Linked DNA regions of Homo sapiens: region 2 is linked to region 1. A link is a loop called in an ENCODE intact Hi-C map of the cell type or tissue named here. Cell type or tissue: lower leg skin. All regions are shown on one strand. Links, peaks and the distances in the headings refer to the core of each region. The heading gives the core; the rest is flanking DNA.

Evidence for each region. Peaks named below come from ENCODE experiments on the same cell type or tissue, not always from the same donor. Only the 100,000 strongest peaks of a DNase experiment are listed, where the experiment ranks them.
Region 2: a loop joins it to region 1, with 8 times the contacts of the local background. A loop is called at or near these places in 1 of 110 quality-filtered maps.

Annotation. Positions count from the first base shown.
Region 1 is chr2:4,101,822-4,112,892 of GRCh38, reverse strand. It overlaps LOC105373397, which reads right to left. Exons shown (of 7, transcript XM_047446544.1): 4 at 10,191-10,374; 5 at 3,553-4,578; 6 at 65-119. The coding sequence ends at 3,686. Among named protein-coding and RNA genes, the nearest start is that of LINC01304, 130 kb to the right of the region's middle. In lower leg skin, for the core only: no CTCF peak of the experiment used is centred there; no DNase peak of the experiment used is centred there.
Region 2 is chr2:3,745,629-3,756,699 of GRCh38, reverse strand. It overlaps DCDC2C (doublecortin domain containing 2C), which reads right to left. Exons shown (of 11, transcript NM_001287444.2): 5 at 3,800-3,937; 6 at 2,066-2,108. Among named protein-coding and RNA genes, the nearest start is that of DCDC2C, 48 kb to the right of the region's middle. In lower leg skin, for the core only: no CTCF peak of the experiment used is centred there; a DNase peak (open chromatin) is centred at 5,229.

The DNA.
Region 1 (11,071 bases), core at 3,049-7,048:
CACCCAAAGCTTAGCTCTGGAGTGTGATTTGAACCCCGGTCCCTAGGCTACAAGGCCTATATACCTTCTGGGTTATGGTGGTGCTCTGCAGTCTCCGAACACCCACTATAGACCAGGTCCTGGAATAAAGAAATAAAGAAGACACATAAAAATTCCTGCCTTTATGAAGTTCACATTCTAGTGAGGGGAGAAACAAAGATAAATTCATAAGGTATTTGTTACTTTAGCAAATGATGAGGGCAATGAAGAAACAGGATGCTAAGAGCCATAGAAACTGTGACAGATATATCTGAGCAGAGACCTGAATGAAGCAAGGTAGCACACCCGCAGGTATCTGCAGGAAGAAAGTCATGGCAGGAGGGAGAGGGCAGGGCAAAGGCTGGAGGGAGTTCAGGAAAGGATGGAGGCCACTGGCATCCCCTGGACCTGAAGCAGGTCAGCCAAGATGGAAGGAAGGACCCTTGCAGGGTCTCGTAGGTGACTCTCATAAGGTCAGCTTGGACTTGGAGTGAGATGGAAAGCTATCAGAGTTATGAGCAGAAAAGTGATGTGAAAATTTGTTTTGAAAGGATCCCTTCTGGGCGCGGTGCCTCACGCCTGTAATCCCAGCACCTTGGGAAGATAAGGCGGGCATATCACTTGAGGTCAGGAGTTTGTGACAAGCCTGGCCAACGTGGTGAAACCTATCTCTACTAAAAAAAAAAAAAAAAAATTAGCCAGTCATGGTGCTGCATGCCTGTAATCCCAGCTACCTGGAAGGCCGAGGCAGGAGAATCATTTGAAACTGGGAGGCTAAGGTTGCAGTGAGCTGAGATCACACCACTCTACTCCATCCTGGGAGACAAAGTGAAACTCTATCTCAAAAAAATAAATAAATAAATAAATAAATAAAAAGATCCCCCTGCCTGCCAAGTTGAAAATAAAGTGTAAGGAAAGAAAAAATGAGAAAATCCAAGGAAAACAACTTTGAGGCCACTACTGCCATCCAGGAAATTGGACCTCAGTGGTGGCAATTAAGGTGGGGAGTAGGCTGTCTGAGTCTGTGTCTGTGTGGAAGATAGACCCACTAGGGTTTGCTGCCACGTTGAATATGGGGTAAAAGAAAAAGAGGTGGAAAAAAAAGATGACTACAGGATTTTTGTCATGAGCAGCTGGAAGAATTAAGCTATTTACTGAGATGCAGGTGGAGCTGATTTGAGATGCTCTCAGGTAGCCAAGCAGAGAGATCAGCAAGCAGTTTCTGTGTGATTTGGGATCTCAGAGAAGATATCTGGGCTGGGGAAATACACTTGGGAGTTGTCAGGGGGCAATGGTATAGAAAGCTGTGATACTGAGGTACAAAAGGCAGAGATTCCCTAGGGTAGAGTCCTGGGTCACTCAACATTCAGAGTCCAAGGAAATGAGAAGCAGCTGAGAAGTCTGAGAAGGAACAGGGAGTGAGGCTGAGACAGAAGTGAGGAAGCTGGAGCCAGGGTCACCTGAAAAGACCAAAAAGTGGGCAACAGGAAGGTCACCAGGAACCAAGACTTACACAGCTCAGGCGTCCAAGAAGGAGTTCAGGGAGAGGATGCAGAACGCACATGTGCATAACTGCCCACAAGCACTGCTACAAAGACAAGGACAGACACATGGGAGTGGTAGGAGGGAAAATGGAGTCAGAGAAGGAATATGTCTGTGTGCTGAAGGGAAGGTCCTATAAAGAGGGAAGAATTGATGCTGAAGAGAAATACGGAAAAGAAAGAGAGAGAGAGAGAAGGAAAGGGAGAGAAAGGAAACGGAGGGAGGGAGGAAGGGAGGGAGGGAGGAAGGGAGGGGGGAGGAAGGGAGGGGGGAGGAAGGGAGGGGGGAGGAAGGGAGGGGGGAGGAAGGGAGGGGGGAGGAAGGAGGGAGAGAGAAAGGAAAGAAAGAGAAAGGAGAGAAAGGGAGAAAGAGAGAGGGAAAAAAAGAAGAAGAAAGGGAGGGAGGAAGGGAGAGGAAGGAATGAAGGAAGAAGAGAAGGGAAGGAGGGAAGGTGGGAAGGAGGGAGGGAGGGAGGCAAAGAAAAAAGATGGCTGAAGCAATGTCCTTCAAAGGGCAGGTAGAGCTTGGGTGCTTGCCCCACAAGGAGGGTGGTCTTCACTGCCAGCAGAGCCCACCCCCTGTCACGGAAGGAGGGCAGGGAATGGGGCATAGGCTCAATGCCAGCAGGCACGTTGTGCTAGGGTTAGGGTAAAAGACTGAGAAAGTTCTCTATTTTCCACTAGTTTCTCACTAAAATAGAAAGCATGGTCATCAGCTGAAAAGATAGTTTGAGAGAGAGAATGATATTTTAAAAATCACATAGAAGGAAAGCAAATGTACTAAGGAAATTCAGAATATCCAACCAAGCAGTGCAGTGGCCCCACCACAGGTCAGTGGCCACCGTGCCACTGACAGGCAGGGGGCAGCAGGTGGCTGGCTTTTCCAGAGGCACATTCCATTGTGTGGTGCAGGTATGAGCAGACATGGAAGTAGGTATTATTCCAAGTAGGCGAGAGAGGAGTGTGGAATAGAAAACAGCCAATTCTTGAGAAGAATGGAGGAAAGCAGATCAAAAAGGAAGCTGCCTGCGGGCAGGCGGAGGAGGCAGAGAAGCATTCAGAGAACAGCTGACGGAAGAGGAGACTTTGCAAATGGTTATGTGCAAAGAGTTATGGTTAATGCAATGGCATGCTTGATATCATTAATGTAACGTAATGTTATATATATATGTAATGAAATATATATATATAATGTAATGTAATATATATGTAATGAAATATATGACATAACATAAGACATAAGAAACAGTGTTCAAGGAACGTAAGTGAAAGCACTGCTGATGTTAGGTTACCAGAAGGATTGAGCTGGTAAAACATCAGCTGGCCTCACAGTAGACACCAATGCCATGAAGGCATTGAAGTTATTGGCAATGGCAGAGTCAGGGGTGTGACCTTGTGTACAAGCACTTGAGATGGGTTGCAGGACGAATAGGAGGCAAAGAAGTCAAGGAGGTAAAAGACCAGGAATTGCAAGAAGTTCTGGGAAAGATTTTGAAATCAGCAACAATTCAAACAAGCACTGTTGAAGAGAGTAACAGAGTACTGGAGCCTAAGGAATGAGGGTGGGGGTGGTAAGCCCAGCATCTATAGATGACAGTGAGCATGGGCTGGATGATGTGAGATTCATACCTAGGAGTTTTAGAAAGGAAGAACAGAGAATGGTCTGCAAGTACAGTGGGGAGCCAGGATGACATGAACCCCATTAACATCCAGGCCAATGGCGAAAGAGCATGGGGAGAAAACAGCCAATACTTAGGGAGGCTGCAGGGAAGCAGAGCCCTTCAGGACAAGGCTACTGTACAGAAAGAAGCGGGAGAGTTGAAGGGGTAAGAGAGTTTGCAAATGACACATTCCAGGGGGCACCCAGTGTGAGTTTTAGGAATTGAGAAGAAGTCAGAGTTGAAGGTCGGAAAAGAACTAGCTACAAACGAAAATCCCTTGTTAAAGATTATTAAGAAGTTCAAGATGGCAACTTCAGCACATTAAAACAGACCTTGGTCTGAGTGCAGGGCTCTGAGTTAAAACTGCACATTACACATGCCCTTGAAGGATGCCCATGGAACCAGCCTGCGTCCTGCGTCAGAAAGGGGGATTACAGTTAACGGGGAAAGAGATGCCCTGGAAAGCTACAACAGCTTTCTGAGGTGGCTTATAACACAGGACAAGGGACAGGAGAAGTGATCCTGATGGTTCTCAAATAGATAATGGTGGCATTTGACAGGGGAGAGGGGGAGGCAGGGGTCGTGCCGGGAACAAGCAGAAGCCTGGGACGTGTGTTCTGCTCTCCCTGATGCAGCCTTGAGAGCCGGAAGAGGGTCCCCGATGGAGCCTTGAGAACCGGAAGAGGGTCCCCGGTGGAGCCTTGAGAGCTGGAAGAGGGTCCCCGATGCAGCCTTGAGAGCGGGAAGAGGGTCCCCGATGGAGCCTTGAGAGCCGGAAGAGGGTCCCCGATGCAGCCTTGAGAGCAGGAATAGGGTCCCCGATGGAGCTTTTAGAGCGGGAAGAGGGTCCCCGATGCAGCCTTGAGAGCGGGAAGAGCTTCCCCGATGGAGCCTTGAGAGCCGGAAGAGGGTCCCCGATGGAGCCTTGAGAGCCGGAAGAGGGTCCCCGATGGAGCCTTGAGAGCGGGAAGAGGGTCCCCGATGGAGCCTTGAGAGCCGGAAGAGGGTCCCCGATGGAGCCTTGAGAGCCGGAAGAGGGTCCCCGATGGAGCCTTGAGAGCCGGAAGAGGGTCCCCGATGCAGCCTTGAGAGCCGGAAGAGGGTCCCCGATGCAGCCTTGAGAGCCGGAAGAGGGTCCCCGATGCAGCCTTGAGAGCCGGAAGAGGGTCCCCGATGGAGCCTTGAGAGCTGGAAGAGGGTGGCTTCACTCTGGACCCAAACACTGCCCTGATGAAGCAAGGGTTTCCCTGCCTTTTCAATTGTGTTCCCACAGAGGAAGCTGCAAGGACTGCAGGCGACCTGGAAGGGACAACATTCTTCTTCCCTGGTCCCCAGGGCCCACAGGACATCCTTGGGTCCTTGGAAGAGTTTGAATAATAAATACTCTTAATACAGTGGAGGTTTTCAAACATTTCCCTTCCTTGTATTGTTAGATCATGGGAGGTAGTGGCACAAATCATCAGAGAGGTCATCTAAGTATCAGAGTAGGGGGCTCTGCAGTTACAGGTATCATCTTCTAAATCTCAGAGCTGCTCAGGATGAAAATCTCAGTAATAAACCCATTCTCTTGGTTTCCCACATAAACACTGAGAGCACTGGGTATTGGCTTTGGAATCAGACAGATCTGGATTTGATTCTAGGCTCTGCCAGGTACTACCTGGGTTCCTTACATTACCAGGTGACTGACTCAGTTCACTTCATGGTTGAATCAAATAGATTAAATGAAAATGGGAGAATGTATATAAAGTTCCTTACTTCTTGAAGATGTGTAAAATGGTAACTATTAGTACCTCTGCAGTTATTGGGGACAGAGATGATGAATGTCTTACAGTAGGAAATCTTCTCCCCTCTTGCAAGGAATAGGAGGGGCCCTATGCCCCTCCCGGGCATTCCCCAGTTGTGTGCCCTGGGGAGTGACTGGGAATGATATTAGGAGCCTAACCCCGAGCCCCGGGCTGCCTCTTTTCTTACTGACTTCCCTTGCTGCAGCATGATTTGTATTTATTACATATTAATGTCACTCACCCATTTAGAGCCACTAATGAAAACAATTTATGTAAGTAATGAAAACAATTATATAACAAATGGCTAATTATGTGACACTTGGAGAAGAATTAAACATTCAGAACATGAAATTCAATAATGTGTACATTTGATATCCAATTTACCACAAAATGTGGAAACCAGGGACAGATTTTAAATCAAGTTGATTTTGTTGGCTACTGTCAGAATGAGCTGAGAGCTCTTTCCTTTTCCGCAATCCAGTCCCACATCTCCCCAGGGGCTGGCAACCTTGGAGGCCGGAAAGAGCATGGGCCCAGCGTGACACGGAGCTGGGTTCTAACTCCGACTCTACCACTTTCCCACTTTGCACCCTTGGGGAAGGCACTTAAGTTTTCTGAGTCCCAGTGGGCTCATACATCTGCTTTATAAGGTGATTGTGAGGATTGGTACTTAACCATGTCAGTAAAGTACCGAGCGCCTGGTCCATAGCGGGAAGGTGATAAATGTGAGTGCTGTTCTCTCCAGGGTGTGGGCTTCAGAGCGGACAACATTTAATTTTCTGCACAGCACACTCATCCCCTACACACACATGCACGCGCGCACACACACACACACACACAGAGAGAGAGAGAGATAAAGGAAAGGCAGCAACCATGTCAAGTCCCATGAAGAAGATACCTCAAAGTCAGCCCTGAAAGGCAAAGGCGGCACACGAGAGGATGGTGTCCAGAGGATTCCCTGAGGAAGTGAAGTTGTTTAGCAGACAGGCTGGGGGCTCTGCCTTCTTCCCCAGGTGTTCCTGGGTGTCAGCTGGAGACAGTTCCGATGGTGCCATGAGTCCCTGCTTTTCTCTTACTGGACTCTGAGTGACAGGTGAGAAGCAGCAGGGTGTGCGGCGCTGCATCCCAAAGCAGCCCTCAACTAAGGAGAGGACAGTCATCCGATGAAGCCCCCAGCCCTTGCCCTCAGGGCCTGGCTCTAAGCATCTCCCATGTATGCTTTCAGAGGACCACGAGGCAACCCAGGCCCCGTCTCCTACATCAATCACCTGCTCCATAAAGTGCCTCTTGTTGACTTTGCTCCCTGCCTTACTTCCCCAGCCCCTAGAATGCTTCCTGGAATGCTTTCCAAAATCAACTAATAGAGCCCTAACCCTGGACTAAGGTCAGCCTTGGGTCGGGAGATGTCCCAAAGAAGCCATGGTCAAGCCTGCATTACGTACACAACCTACTGAGAAATCTCCACAGAGATCTAAATAATCCCATCATCCAAAACTAATCCTAGAGGAGCTCAAATCCTGTATCCTGTCTAAAAGGATGGCTCCTGTAAAAAGAAATGCATTCACGAAGGGTCCATCCCAGAGGCCTTCCTGAGAATGGGCACTTCAGATGTGTCTCCCAAAGCACCCACTGGCCAAACAATGGGACCTGTTAAAAAGGGACAAAATACAGACAAATGCTGCTGAGGAGGAGGAAGATGAAGAAGTTCAAAGCACTGTCCTGGCTCTTGCCTAAAATGTTCTGGGCTGAGCAGTATCGATGGGTGTGCAGGGCCATCCATGGTGGCAGGTGTCTGGCAATGGAGAAGTCACAGGACCCCACCCCTCAACACACACACAGGACAACAGTGGGCTCAGCCACATCAAGGTTCTAACACTTTCACCAACCCTCGACTGATCTCATTTGCCATTTTCTGTACCTAATAGTGCCACCAGGAACCAGCCAGGTCATATTGCTGTTTGCATTATAGACTCAGCCAGACATCAGTGACAGGCCAGCCGAGTCCCTCCCTGTTGTGACTAAACCTCTCTGAACGGGATTAAAGGGCCCAAAGTCCTAATTGGAATAAATAGTACAGATAAACTTGGCACTTTATACTCCTCGAAACATGCCCCAGGGAGACAAACCCTGACACTGTTTCTGCCTGTGTGCTGAAGAGCTCACCCTGTCACTCCATCCCCTCAGGAACACAACCCATTCCCAATGATGACAATATAATCCCAATTATCCCTGTACCCTTTACAGATGAACATGGTGCTATATGTGTGTATACTGTACAATTAATAAGTATTTCAAAGCTAAATGGAAACTAAATCGTAGAGGATTAAATCAGACACTGGAGCCCCCTCCACAGCTGGCTCTACTGCCTTTGGAAGAGTTGGTGTGGGGCCCCGGCACCCCAGTCCTGCAGTGAGCCCGTCCGAAATAGGAATAAGCACCTGCTCTGGGTTTGTGTGAGCCACACTTTCATACGATTGGATGGTGGGGAGGAAGCCCAGCTCCACTGGGTGCACAGCTTCTGTAGTCAGTCAGGTCGCACCAAAACGGCAACTGTGACCACAGAAGGCAGCTTTCGCCTCTCACTAGTGTGCCAGGGCACTCCAGGCTGAAATGAAGTTCCTACTGCTCCATCCAATATGTTCATCACCAACATCTTCCCTAAGGTGGGTCACCACGCCCTGCAGGATGTGGCGCTGAGGACAGGACTGTGCCCCGCTGATGGAGCGGCCACAGTGTGAGGTTGGAGCCCTTCTTGGGAGAATTATCCCAGATGAGCCTGACTAGTGACAGGCCCTGGGGAGGAAGGGTGTTTGGTCTTATGGTTTCTTCTCTCCCTTATTTTTCTTTTGGAGGTGACACTCGGCCAGAAAACAGCACAGTTGCTAAGCTGGGTTCTGTTTCCAAATGAATGGCTAAGGCCTCCAACGCACTTCTACCTGGAGAAGTGTTTTGATTCACGAATAAAGCTCTTATAAAATTAGAAGAAAGGGGAACAGCTGTAAACCTACAGGGACGGCTTCTGTGGCCGCTGTGGTCTTCATGTGGTCGTGTCCCTTGTCCACACCCAGAAAGGGGCAGAGCTTCTCTGGCCACTTCAAAAAAGCACATTAACAGACCCCGCTCTGAGAATCAGGAGCAGGAACCTACACATTTTAAGGCCTTACATTCTCACTGTCAGGTTCCGGGTCTAATGGGTAAAACTGAAACGCCCTCGCCTAGTGTCTGAGGACTCCCTCGTGTGGCATCAGCTCCTGTTCTCACCTCTTCTTCCTCCTTCTTCCTGACATTTGGTCCCCCAGATTCTCTATTTGCATTGAGCACCTCCACTTTTCCCCCTGTTACAGGTTGGGTTGTGTCCACCACATATCTTGAAGTCCTAATCCCCAGCACCTTATTTGAGAATATGACCTTATTTGGAAGTAGGGTGGGCCCTAATCGATGTCTGGTGTCTGATAAGAAGGAAGAGGACAGCATGAAAACACAAAAACACAGGAGATGGCCACGTGACCACAGAGGCCGAGATGGGAGAGAGGCGTCCACAAGCCAAGGAATGCAAGGATCAGAGCAACACCAGAAGCTGGCACACGGCGCGGCTCTGCCAACCCCTGGTCCCCTGTGCCTGTGAGGCCAGGCATCCTTGCTGTTTGAAGGCACCCAGCTGGTGGTATTTTGCTACTGCAGCCCCAGGACACAAATCCACTCTCCTTTTAGAGAATCCACCTCAACTCCCTACCACATTCCCACTCACATCAAAGTCAAGCTCCACGTGCTCTGTCTCCAAAGCTGTGTCTCTGTCTGCTCTGTCCCCACCTTCCTCAGCAGCACCCACTGTCTAGGCCCCTCTGGCCCAATCATGAGCCACATCCTCCTACACCTGCCCGTTCTCCAACATTTCTTACGCACAGACCCCATCTCTCTAGCCCCATTCCTCAAGGCAGGGACCACGAGTTTCATTCATCATTCTCCCTCATCTTGCCTGGAGCTTACGCATCCAGTAAATAACAAACACTTGTTTAACATCTTATTTCGAATCAAGAAGTGGAAGTAATTGACAAAGCTGCTTCTCTGGTGGAGAAGTTTGTCTGCTTGTGTCTTTGTTTCCCTCTCCATTCACCGAGACAAGGCAATAAAAAGGCCCCAGCCACTGATCATGCAGAGTACAGCACAAATATGCTGTCACTAAGCGTGGACCATTAAATACTACGTAACGTATGGTGAAAATTATAGCCTCCCCTTCCATTCCTGATCATGGAATAGTCTATTTATTTATAAAATAGTTGACATAATGAATAGTTATTTTGCCTTTTATTAAGGTGTGGTTAATATTTATCACTTAATTTTCCTGTCCTAAGCAAAGGAGAAAATAGACATTTGTGTGACTTCAAAAATTACAAGGGCAATTCACATTCAATAACAAACTGAAATAGTCGTTTACAACAAATGGTGCAAAATCCACGCAGCACCAGCCCTAAGTCCGATCTCAGTTATAAATAATTGTGGAAGACTTCTGCGGTGTGAATAACTGAAGTCAACAAAATATTCCAAATTGGCGGCATCATTATTCCTGGGGAACATGTTGCTCTGTCTCTCCTCAGACACAATTGTCACCAAATCATGTTTTATGATAATATTATAAAGCTACCTATGATCAAAAAACAACACAAAAAAAACGAGAGCCAAAATAGGAATAATTCATTTATAACAGTTAATAGAAGAACAGGATTGCATTTTAAATAATAAAATGTTTGTTTCCATATGAAAATAGTGACTATTTTGAGAAATGACTATAATTCTTTTTTCTTACACATATTTATAAAACCTTAATGTAACCCTAGCAACACAATACCATAATAGTGAAAGATTAGCTTGTTTTGTTTTGTTTAAACTTTCCAATGGTTGGCTTAAATCGTGAAGACTACACAATTTTGTAAGGCTTCAAATAATTAAGAATCTCCTGTATAATCTACAAAATACTAATATGAGGTTAACTAGAGCAGAGACATCTATACTCTTAGACTTCCTCTTAAGAAACGCCTGCTTCCAGTTATGATTTTACAACATGCAATGCAAGAATACTCTGCATTTATGTAACATTTTCAAGTTTCCAAAGGTAGCTGCTACATGTGCAGTGAGCTTAGATGTGTTTAGAGCATCAAAATTATTAATATATTTAAATTAATAAATACCTGCTCCCTCCTCAAATGCAGGCCCAGCGTCAATCATTTTGGGGTCCGTCATTCTTACCCCATGTCCAGAAATCAGAAAGCAGAACTTAGGTGGTCTGGAAGTAGGGATGTCCTCTGAATCTGGGTCAGTAGGGGTGTCCTGTGACCCTCCAAGCCAGTAGGGGTGTCCTGTGACCCTCTGGGTCTGACCACATGAGTTGAGACTTAAGGGAAGAGATTTCTGAGAATGGCACCTAAGACAGTACCATGTAGAGAATGCAGGTCCCAATCTGTGGCATAAACAGCTGCATAAACCCCAAAGAGAAACTAGATCCCCCAAGCATCTGGCGATGCAATGGTTTAACCAGTACTTCATCCTGAGCTTTTAGTGCAGCTTTACTTATTCTGAAGATTCCATTCTTGGCTTACTTATGCCACTAAAAATTAATGGAAGGAAGAAGATTTTCACCATACCAAAATTAGACGGTTAGTAGTTTTTCTTAAGTAATGAAGAGAGATCACCAAAAGAAAAGAGAACTGAGAATCTCTCAAGCCAGGAATAAGGCTGGGCACTCCTGTGGTGTGTAACCCACAGCATGCTCCCACACACTGACACACATACACTTTATTTCCACATGGGGGAAGCTTACGTGGTGGTTTAGGTTTCTGATTACACCCCACTAATGCAGATCATTCCATCAATAAAACAAACAAACAAAACATATTAAGCACTGTACTAGGGACCATAAAAGTGCATAATTTTCTAAGTACCTAGTGTATCTGCATAATTACAAAGAACTGTCATGGCCAATAGCAGCATTTTTTACATACACAACTCTGTAACGTAACTACTTGAATTATAGGAACATGTGACAAAATTATCTGGAGTATTTGTGTTACTA
Region 2 (11,071 bases), core at 2,882-6,881, 360 kb after region 1:
TTAATCAGTGAATGAAGTTGGATAAGGACCGTGGCCGTGAACTCGGCATGAAGACTCGGGTCAGCAGTGTCATTATTTCCAACAACACCACGCTGCATTAGTGCAAGTGCAGAGGAAGTGCAGGCTGGGCTCACCCAGGGCTGAACACTTGCCAGGTGCACACAGTGGCTCGCAGGTGAGAAAGTCAAAGCTATTTGCAGGGAGTGATTAAAATGGCAATCATGAAATCTGAGCTGCAACAGCAGAAAAGCAAAGCCCAGGGCTATCTGTTAGTTACTGGGAAAGAAAAGACCAGGACAATGCCGACCCTCAAAGCCAGTGTGTCACAGTAGGGAGGGGACTTGAGCCAGTGAGCCAGGCAGACAGGCACTGGAAAGAGTACGTGTTCAATAGCTTTGTCAAATAAATATTAATGTCAATAGAACCACTAAAAGGCAGTATTTGTAGGATGATCAGGGATATAGGAGGATCACGTAAACAGTTACAAGGACTGGTAAGCCCCTCTAGGACCCAGCTTCTGCAAATCTTCCTGGTCCTGTATCCTGATACCTCCTTGTCATTATTCCTCATGCTTTATGCTGCAACTTCAAACTGTGTGATCAGCACACACACACACACACACATATGCATCCATACACATAGGTACACAGGCATCCACACACACATGCATCCATACACACACGTGCATCTACACACACAAATGTTTCCATATGAATACCCATGTATGCATCCACAAAAACATATGCCTCTATACACGTGTATCCATCCATACACACATATGCATGTGAATACATACATACACATGTATTCATATGCACACATGCACACATATGCATCCATATGCATATGCATCCATACATACACATATGTACTCATGCACACATGCACACATATGTATCCATATACACACCTCCAAACATACATATGTATTTATACACCAACACATATGCATCCATACACACATCCATACAACATATGCAGGCAACATATCCATACAACATATATGCATCCATACACACATCCACACACATATGCATCCATATGTACACACACATATGTAGTCATAGGCACACACATATGCATCCATACACACATGCATACACACATATACATCCATATGTACACACACATAGTCATATGCACACACATACATCCCTACACATTCATACATACGCACATGCATGTGCATTCATACACACGTGTACTCCTGTGTACACATGCACACATGTCTCCATACACACACATGCATTCATACATACACATGCATGCCTCCATACACACATGTATTTAAATACATACATATGTGCATTCATACATACACATGCACCCATACACACATGCATACACACATATGCATCTATACATGCATGTGCACGTATGCAAACATGTATTCATATGCACACACATGCATCCACATACACATGCATCCATGTACACACGTGTACCCATCATATGCACATCATATACACATCATGCACACATCATATGCACCCATGCACACATATGCATCCATACACACACATGCATCCATACATACACATGCATCCATACATACACACACATGCCTCCACACACATGTATTTATACACACACATGCACCAGTACATACACACACATATGTATTCACACACACGCACATGTGCATGCAGTGAGCTGCTTCTCCCACTGCTGCCTTACTGTCACATCTGCCTGGAATGTCCTCCTCCCACCCCCCGCCAGAGCCCACTGCCACTCATGCCAAGCTTGAGTCAGTTACTCTCCTCCCTGTCCCGTAAAAGTCCAAATATATTTTTGTCTTCACACCTACTGGGTTGCATTATAAATACCTATGTGTGTCTCTTAGCTCTGGACTCTGTGTTCCAAACATAAACTTCCTCTCCTACTCACACCATTCTCAGAAGTGCATCTGATTTTTCCTTATAAGCCTGGCACTGATGCTGGCCCAGGCCCTGGCACTGATGCTCTGTTTACAGCTCGGGCCGTCACCCTGCGCTGTGCCCTTGTTAATGCCAGAAGACGCCAGAATCAGAAACAAGTTACTTACTTGTTTTAAAAAGTTACTTACTTTTTTCTTTCTCTGTGAGTTTTTTTCAACATTCGCATACCTTCTGCAAGACAAAAGATGTTCAACTTGAAATGTAAAGCCCGGCCCTAAGTTATCTCTATAAAATGCAGACTGCAGCCTTGTCTTTAGGAGGGAAGTGACCACGAGGAGGAGCAAGCTGTCCACAGAGGACACGGCTCATGGCAACAATGATTTCCCAGCTTTGGGAGCAGAAAACGCCCCAGGAATCTGTTCAATTTCCTTCCTGCAGATCAGATAGCCCATCCTCCTTCTACCACAGTAAACAGCCCCTGTCTACCTGCTGCCTTTGCAAGTGCAGGCATCCCATTTCTAATTCCTCTTTAGTGAGGCTTTCTCCAATAGCTGCCTCTCAAATTTGGAAATGCTTCTATCCCAGGATTCTCTGCAAATTCAGAGCACCTCCTTGGTCTATTCTGTGTAAGCTGCATGAACTTCAGTCTCTGAGTGATTGCATGTGGCCTCCTGTTGACCCTAAACTCAACAACTTCGGCAAGGGGAAAAGATATTTAAGCCAGTCAGACCTGGTCAGGGCTTCCCAATGAACAGATAATGGCAAAAAGCAAAACACACTGAGAGGTGGGAAACACGTAGGGGGCAGATAGAAAGAACGACTCAACTCCACAGCCCCACAGTGTTCCTCCTCACTGTGCTATTAGGACTATTAGCACGAATTAAGTCAATAAAATCAAGAAATATCCATGTGTGCCAGGCATACAGGTGGGACTCTAACCTAACCATCTGCCTGGATATCAAACTGCTGTGGGGTCGTCCTTGGCAGACAGGACAAAGGGAGCCTTTCTCTGCCTTGAGGTACAAACCCTAGCAGCACGTGAACCAGAATAGGAGGAGGCCATCCCGGACGCTGCGCCCTCAGTGGAGGTTCAAGCACTCGTGCTGATGTGCTGCCTTACTGTCACATCTGGTACCACAAAACCTAAAGGATAGAGGAAGGCTGGCCACCTGCATGGTGTTCAAACCATCTGTCCTGCTCCACCATAAGATGAAAAATGGCAGCTCTTTTTCTTTGCTCGAGATAATGATCATTGAAAACTTGACAAAGAACTAGCTCCAGGAAAGTTCCTAGTAAGCCCTCAAGTCATGTCCTACACGAAATGCATTTCAAACACACCCGTCAGGGCTAAACAATTGAGGATGAAGAATCCCACAGATGGGCTTCGGAACCACCCATCTCAGCACCCTTCACCTCCCTCCTGGTCACTGCTTCATGTCCATAAACACACACACAGTGTGGCACCCGCATAGCCATGCCCAGATTACTACAAAAATCATGGCTTTTTTCACCAGGAGAGACTGACACCCAGCACAAATTCTGTATTTTAGATATGGGGAAGCATGCCAAATTAAGAAAACAAAGCATCATGCTGGGTGCATCACAGGCAGGCATAACTGTGCCTAGAATCAGCTCTGAAGCTGTTGCACATTTCAACTCCTGATCTCTAAGACTCCTGGTATCCCAGAGAAAAGCAGTGGACTCTGTGTAGATCTTGCTGTCCTTGTGAATACATCATACAAGAGCAGTTCCCCCACGCCTCATTTTTAAAATCTAAAATTGTATCATACATTAAATAAGAATATTACATTTCACTACTGAAAAATAACCAATAGCTGAACTGGACCTATTTGGGAGAGATACTGGGGAAAAGGCTAATTTTTTTCCAAAACTCAGGAAAGAAAGGTACGAAGCATGCTCACTGTTGGACCTCACTGGGCACCCTTGGAGACTTCCAGTAAGGAAAATATTTGAAGGTCTCCAGTCCCACAGCAACATAAAAGTGATTGTCTTGCAAATCCTTTGAGTCGCCCAAAAGATGCCCATTCATTGTAAATAATCTGTAAAAACAGAAAGAAGAAATGAGATAGAGACTTGAGGACCAGTAGCATAGGGCTTGGGGTATTTGTGCATACACTATGACATGACTAGTGCATGGACCGCTGGAGAAACAGTGCTCATCGTAAGCACGTGTTATCCAAACGGGCCAATTAAACCCGACGGGAACTGCTCTTCCAGGATTAGACTTGCTTTCCACTTTTAGATTTTTTAATTAAAGTGTATTTTTAATTATATACAAGTGCTCATAGGCTCTTGAGAACCATGTTACACTCTTGGTTAGTGTTCAATTAATTTTAACTAATAACAGCTAAAATTAATACAAATTGGCCCACATTGTTATAACAATACTTGGAAAACAAACCAGGATTTATTAGCAAATAATATGCATTTTTATAAGCACCAAAAGACTAATATTAGTCTACTTTTTACTCAGTAATCCTTTTCAGCAGGTACTCCTTCACTAGTTTATTTAAGAAATGATACAATTAACTCAATGCTGAGCCTCTATATGCATAAGACAATGAGGTAGGCAATGCATTAGATAAAAATAAGCAAAAGAAAGTCTCTGCCTCCCCAAAGTCAGGAAGCACACAAAAGCCTACAAAGCTAAATATGACAAGAGAAGTGCAAAGGGCTGGGGTCCCAAGAGGAGAAAGGCTGAACCCAGCTGCAGGCTTCACAGAGCTGGAGGAACTTGCAACAGGGTCGGCAGGGTAGGTGGGATTTCATCATGTACGGTGCTGTAAAAAGGCCAGAAGCCAGGGCGAGGAGGGGAACTGACAGTCACTGAGGGTGAGGTGCAGGCACAGCTGTGACTGTGCAGGACAGGGGCAGTTTCCAAAGGGCCTTGAATTCCGGGGAGGAGCATTTATCATTAATTTCATCAGAATGAAGATTTCCAAGGAAGAGAGGATAAGGGCTATGTTTTAGCACTAGTGAGCGGGCAGCTGTGGCCAGGATGTGACTGAGGAAGAATTGCCCCTGTGGGAGGAGGCTCAGAGCTTCTGCAAGAGCCTGAGAGGAAGGAATGAATTAGGGCAGGAAGTGCAGGAGCAGAAGAAGAGAAGAAATGCAGGGGGCATGGAAAGGAGGAATCTATAGAACCTATCCCTCCGCAGAGCTGGGCGTCAGAGCTGCCCAGAGGGTCAGCTTCAGAGTTCTGGGCCCCACTGCAGAGCTCCCAGCTCAGGAGGCCTGGATAAGGCCTGTGTGTGGCATTTCTAACAAGCTCCTGGCTGACAAGCTGCTGCTTCTCCTGGGTCCCATCCCGAGAGCTGCTGCCTGAGACCGACCCTGGAGGCGTCAAGACAGGAACCTGGGAGAGGCATGGCGGAGCTGCACCTGGGGAGCTGGTGGGCCCACCTGGAGCAGAGGCTTCCATGGGAAACCCAATGCTTGGAATTCTGTTCTCCTCCCGCTGGGGCCTGGGGACAGTCAGTCCCCTTTGGTGGACTTGGACAGCCAGTGCCAGAATCCCCAGGAGTAAATCAGGAACATGCAGAAGCCTCACTAGGGAAGTGGGGGACTGACGATGGTCCTAAGGAGAGGGCACCCCCAAAGCAACTGCTCCCGGGGGCCAAACAGCAAGGCTTTGAAGGGTGGGAACAGACAGACCAAGAATTCACATACAAATATGAAAAATGCCATCAAAGAGATGGCAGATATTGCCGGTATGAAACAAGAATATGAAACCATAAAACAGAAGCAAGTAGAAATACTGATGTGAAACACAAGTCGTGGAAAGAAAGATCACAATAGGGGTGAGTCGTAGAATGGACATGGAGCAGGTGCAAGCTGCTGTTTGGAGGTAAAACTGAGGAATGCCCTTAGAGGAAAGCAGGGAGGAAGAAAGAAACAGGATCTGCAGAAGAAGAGCTGAGAGATGAGGGTGAGCAGATGTGCCGACACCGGTGAAAAGAATTTCAAAAGGAAGTTACAGTAAGAGTGGAAGGAGGAAATATGTACAGAAATCATGAAAATTAATTTCCTGGAATTGAGGAAAGAGGACAAGCCACAGGTAAAAGAGTCCATGGATGCCAAAGAACAGAAACTGCAGGAAAACTCGCCGGCAGACATCTGAGTGCGACACCCAAGGTCACAGACAGCATCCTAAAGGCACTGGGGAGAAAGACCTGGCCATACCGCCCGGCAGGACAGGACCAACCGGGGCCTTTCAGCAGCAACACAGACAGGAAAGACGGTGATATTTTCAAAATCTAGAAGGAAAGAACATTAAAGCCAGCCAGACCCTCACGTAAACAGAAAGGACAAGATTAGAATGTCCTCAGGCTTACAAGGCCTCAGGAGATTCGCCACACAGACACCCACGCCAAGAAAATTTTTAGAGGACGTGGTTAAATAAAAGGAACAGCGAATCCAGGAGTTGCTATGAGAATGACGTGAAGTAAAGGTGACCAAATACAAGGACCAATTTGTGTTGTCTTTTTTAAAAAAGCTAAGATCAAAGAAAACATATTCATCATAACCCAAAATTCAATTCTTGATCATAGCCATGCGATAGGGGCTGTTGAGGGGAGACCAAGGGACAGAAAATCGTGCTTATGTTCTTGGCTGGGGAGGGGGAAGACATGGAAATCAATCAGCTCAGAATCTCCAAGGCTTGCTGACTGGCAGATGAGGGAGAAGGTGTGTGCAGTGTCCAGCGTGGATCCGGGGATTCTGGGTGCCGAGCAGAATGATGGAGCCGGGAACAGGCAGAGGAAGGCAAGGAGTGGGGCTGATGGCTTGGGGTGGAGGGGGGTAGAGGGGAAAATGAGCTGTCAGCAGCTGGGTAACTGTAAAAAATGCACCCGAAAAAACTCAACTGGAATGTCTCTGCATAAACCAAAGGCATTTCGGGTTTTCCTTCCAGCAGCAGGGGTCTTGCAGGAATGAAACTGGCTGTTTTTGTGTTCATTTGTTTGCTTCTAGGAAGTTGTGTGCTTTTCATTCAGGGATGGAACTATAGATACCAAAGAACAGGACTGTGGATAGCTCAGCGCAGGACTTGGGAGATGCCCGCTGAGTGGAGACAGAGCCATGGCCACCAAACTGTGGTTTAAACCCTATGGGGCCAACAGGACACCTTGGCCGCCCACACGCTGGAGGAACAAACGGTTCAGGCACATTCCCCTCGGACTCTTCCCTAAACTCATCTCGGCCTCATTTTCTTCTAAGAGAGGTACAAAGTCTACTCACAGGGTGAAGGGAAGTAGAAATTCCTCAGTGGGATAAGACAGGAAGGAAGTTCCAGACAGAACGTGATGCATGCATCCACGTGAAGATGTGAGCCTGTATGTGATGTTCAGATTACACTCACACAGACATAGAAATGTGAGCCGGGACATCACATACGGAGAACGGCGGCTTTTACTGAAGTGTGAGTCTCATGGAAATGAATAGCCAGAATATGGATATCAAATGAGATCATGCACATAAATCAAAGTGCTTTGCATCATAACATGCTAAACACTAGGTATTTCTATTATTACCTATATCAGAAAATGTGAGCACTAAATGCAACGGCCATTTGCAAAATTGTTTTTTAAATTGGAAAACATTACCAAAATGTCAATTATTAAATGATTTTTAATGAACCTTAAAGATTGGGGATATAGTAGAAAATGTAAATATCTCTAAATTAAACTAAATCCTTTACCAATAAAACAGCCAATTTGGCTGTTTTCCCAAAATAAAGGTACAGTCTATCTTACAAGAATTTTAAAATATTTATGTTTAATGAGCTTCCTTTTCAAGACCATGTGGTGATTAAAAGATAGATGTGATTTTCAGCTAAGGCTTCAAAATCTCTGGATGCAGGGTCTCACTGGGTACCCTGAACCCTGGACTCCAAGCTCATGGGTCTCAGCTGTTAGTTCAGCCAGTTTCCCCCCATTAAGGGACTAAAAAGCAGAGATTTATCAGACAGGGTCCCAAACTTTAAGGAGCTTAAAATATACTAGAGGAGAGATGACAAGTCCACAAATAACCATAGTCCAAGGTTGATGGGCTATTTATCAGGAAGCTGAGCCCAGAACTCAGTCTTCAGGTGCCTCCTCCAACACCAACTCCATCCCACCCAGCACCTCAACCGTCAATACCATCCACAACACTCAGATTGTGTGTCTGTTTCTCCAGCCTGATCTCTTCCTTGACTTCACACTCACATATCCAGCCTGGCGCATCCCACTCTGATGTCCAACATGCCTCACCAACTGGACGCGTCCAAAAATTAATTCTTAACTCCCCCAAAACCTGTTCCTCCTCCCACTTCCCCCTTGTCAGGAATGGTACCGACAGTCACCCAGCTGCTCTGATCAGAAGGCTGGGAGTCTTCCTCTCTTTCTCCCTCCTCTCCCCTCCCGCATCACCTCCCCCACCACACACTCCCCACCCCCACCCCCATCTCTCGCTCACTCATTCCTACATGAGGTTGATCAGCAAGTCCCACTGCATACAGTAATGCAGCCAAAACCTGCCTGCCTTTGCCCCAGCCACTGTGGTCTCCCCCAGATCACCTGTAGGAGCCTCCAAACAAGTCTCCTATCCCACCCCGGAGTCAGGTGGTGACACTCCATGCTCAGAATCCGCCAATGGATTCCCACCACACTCACTACCCAAACCTCTCAGCGAGGTCTGCAAGCAGCCTTCACTCCCGGGCTCAGCAGCTCCTGCCCTCCCTCACCAGGCACTTCCCTGCCACCGGTGGCTTCCCACCACAAAGGCTGTGTGCCTGAGGGTCCCTCTGATGGGGACGATCTCCACCCAGATCATGATGTGTTTTACTTCTCTGTGCCATTCAGATGTGTTCTCAAATGTCGCCTTCTCAGAGAAGCCCGCCCTGACCAGCCCAGTGACTCACCGCAAGCCCTGCCCTGCTTCATTCCTCTGTGCCACCCCTGGCATGGCATTTATCAGGGGTCTGCTCCTGAGCATGCATCTGTTGTCTCTCCACTAGACAGTGTCTGCCCTGTGAGGACCATACTCACCCCATCCCCTCAGGGCTTAGATGGAAACCCCTCAAGCTCTCAATAAATATTTGTTGAATTGATCAACAAATAAAGAAAGGTTCTGTATGTTATGAAGCCAAAGATATCACTTCTACTGCGAGATGGGCGAGGTCAGGCCACACCCAACGTGTCCAGTGTGTGCCCTGCACCTTGCACCTATGCTGCGATTGGGCTACTCCCTGGGCCAGGCAAGACACACAGGACACGCTGTGCTGAGCCAGAAGTGACGTCCACTGGGGCAAGCAGCTGCCACTAACGGTGGTGGCCAGGCTGCTCCATGACAATGGCCCACTTCGCCTCCCTCAGACCTTTCACTGCCTTTGGGGTGGGGGCTTCTCTCTTTCCTAATCAGGATAGTCAAGATGGGCAAACTCAAGTTCATGGTTCACCATGGTCTCTCCAGAATGAGTGTCGCCTACATCACGGATGCTGATGTTCCGAACACCCGCTAGTGGATAAGGGACATTTGTGCCCACGATGCAGGGCAGCATGACTGACACTGAGCCCTGCACAGAAACCGAGGCGGGAAGCTCCTGCCTCAGAGGGGCCGGGGCCAGTTCACAGGTGTGGGCCACGGGAACACACATGTGTGTGCTGTGTGCTGCGTGCATGTGTGTCCCGCCCTGGCATTCATCATTAGCTCTTAGAACATCGTAAAACTCTGCATGTAGCCACCAGGGCCATCTGTAACCGCTGCAGCCCTGGGTATCCACACCTATCTCCCAGCATTTTCCAGAAAGTTTCACTACAGCCAGGCCCTGCTTCCCTCAGGGCCCTCTCACACCTCCTCGCTCCCAGGGCCAGGCCATTGTCCACACAGTCCCCCCACCCCAGAACACCTCCCTTACTTCCACTACCCATTTCTTTAGAACCCAGGACAGATCCGCCACCTCTATGAAGCCTTCTTCTTCAACTCCTCTCAACGCCTTCTGCTCTGAGAACTCCCCCAGGGCTCAAGGTCCTCCTCTGTCTCACTGGCTCAGCCCCAGCACTGCCTCTGATTGCAGTGTATCTGTTTCCCTTAGGGGATCCATCTCCCAGCAAGGCTGTGCAATCCTCAGTGTCAAGGAACATGTTCTTCCAGATGTTTTGTTTGATTGTTTATCACCTCCCGGCTCCTAGAATAGTGTACGGTGCAGAGTATATACTCAACGGACAGTGGGAAATTGAAAACGGAGAGTGGAGATCATTCCACTTTAGCCTCAGAGAAATTCACAAGCATAGCTCATCACCTTTTCCTTCCAGCAGGCGGCATGGAAAAAATGTTCAGAATTGTCAACCTCAGGCAACTTGCCCTCTTTCATCCTCCATGTCCCCCGCTCCATACTAAACGTCATTCCTTTCTTAGAGTGGGTCGTGCTCGTCCCCATCCACTCCCACTTTCCCTGGCCAGGGCCTGGCCTAGGTGAGGCACAAGAGGCCCACAGGGTGCTGATGTGAGAAGGTGCCCTCCTGCCCCAGCTCCTCCGCGTCCTTCAGTTCTTACAGCACGCATCTCTTCTGGAAGGTCTCTTAGTCTGGGCTCCCCCGGCCGTGTGCTCCCTCTCAAGAACATGCTGCCCTCACCGTAGCTGCTCACATGACGTGTTTCCTCTCTGCTGGGCTGCAGTGGGGCTGAGGACCGAGACTGCTCTGCTCATGGCTGCCTCCCTGGCACTCAGCCAACAGCCTCTACGAGCGCCTTTTTCCAACCGAGATCAGCAATTGTCTTGCACAGAGACCTACAGAATTTCACTTAAGTATTTCTCTGAGCTATTTGGATACATTATTCCAAAAGTTCAAACTATCCAATAAATCAAGTAATTTTAATACCACGAAGAATAATTAGCCTGGGCAACATGGCAAGACCTCATCTCTACCAAAAAAAAAAAAAAAATTAGTCATGAGTGGTGGCTCACACCTGTAGTCCCAACTACTCAGGAGGCTGAGGTGGGAGGATCCTCTGAGCCCAGGAGGTCAAGGCTCAGTGAGCTGTGATTGTGCCACTGCACTGAGCCTAGACAACAGAGTCTCCTAAAAAAAGAACTGTCTTCGTTTCTAACCCACACAAGGAAAAGGTGTGATGGAAATCTCAGCTGAATCATATTAGCATTATCTAAGGAACGATAAATACAGAGAAATATA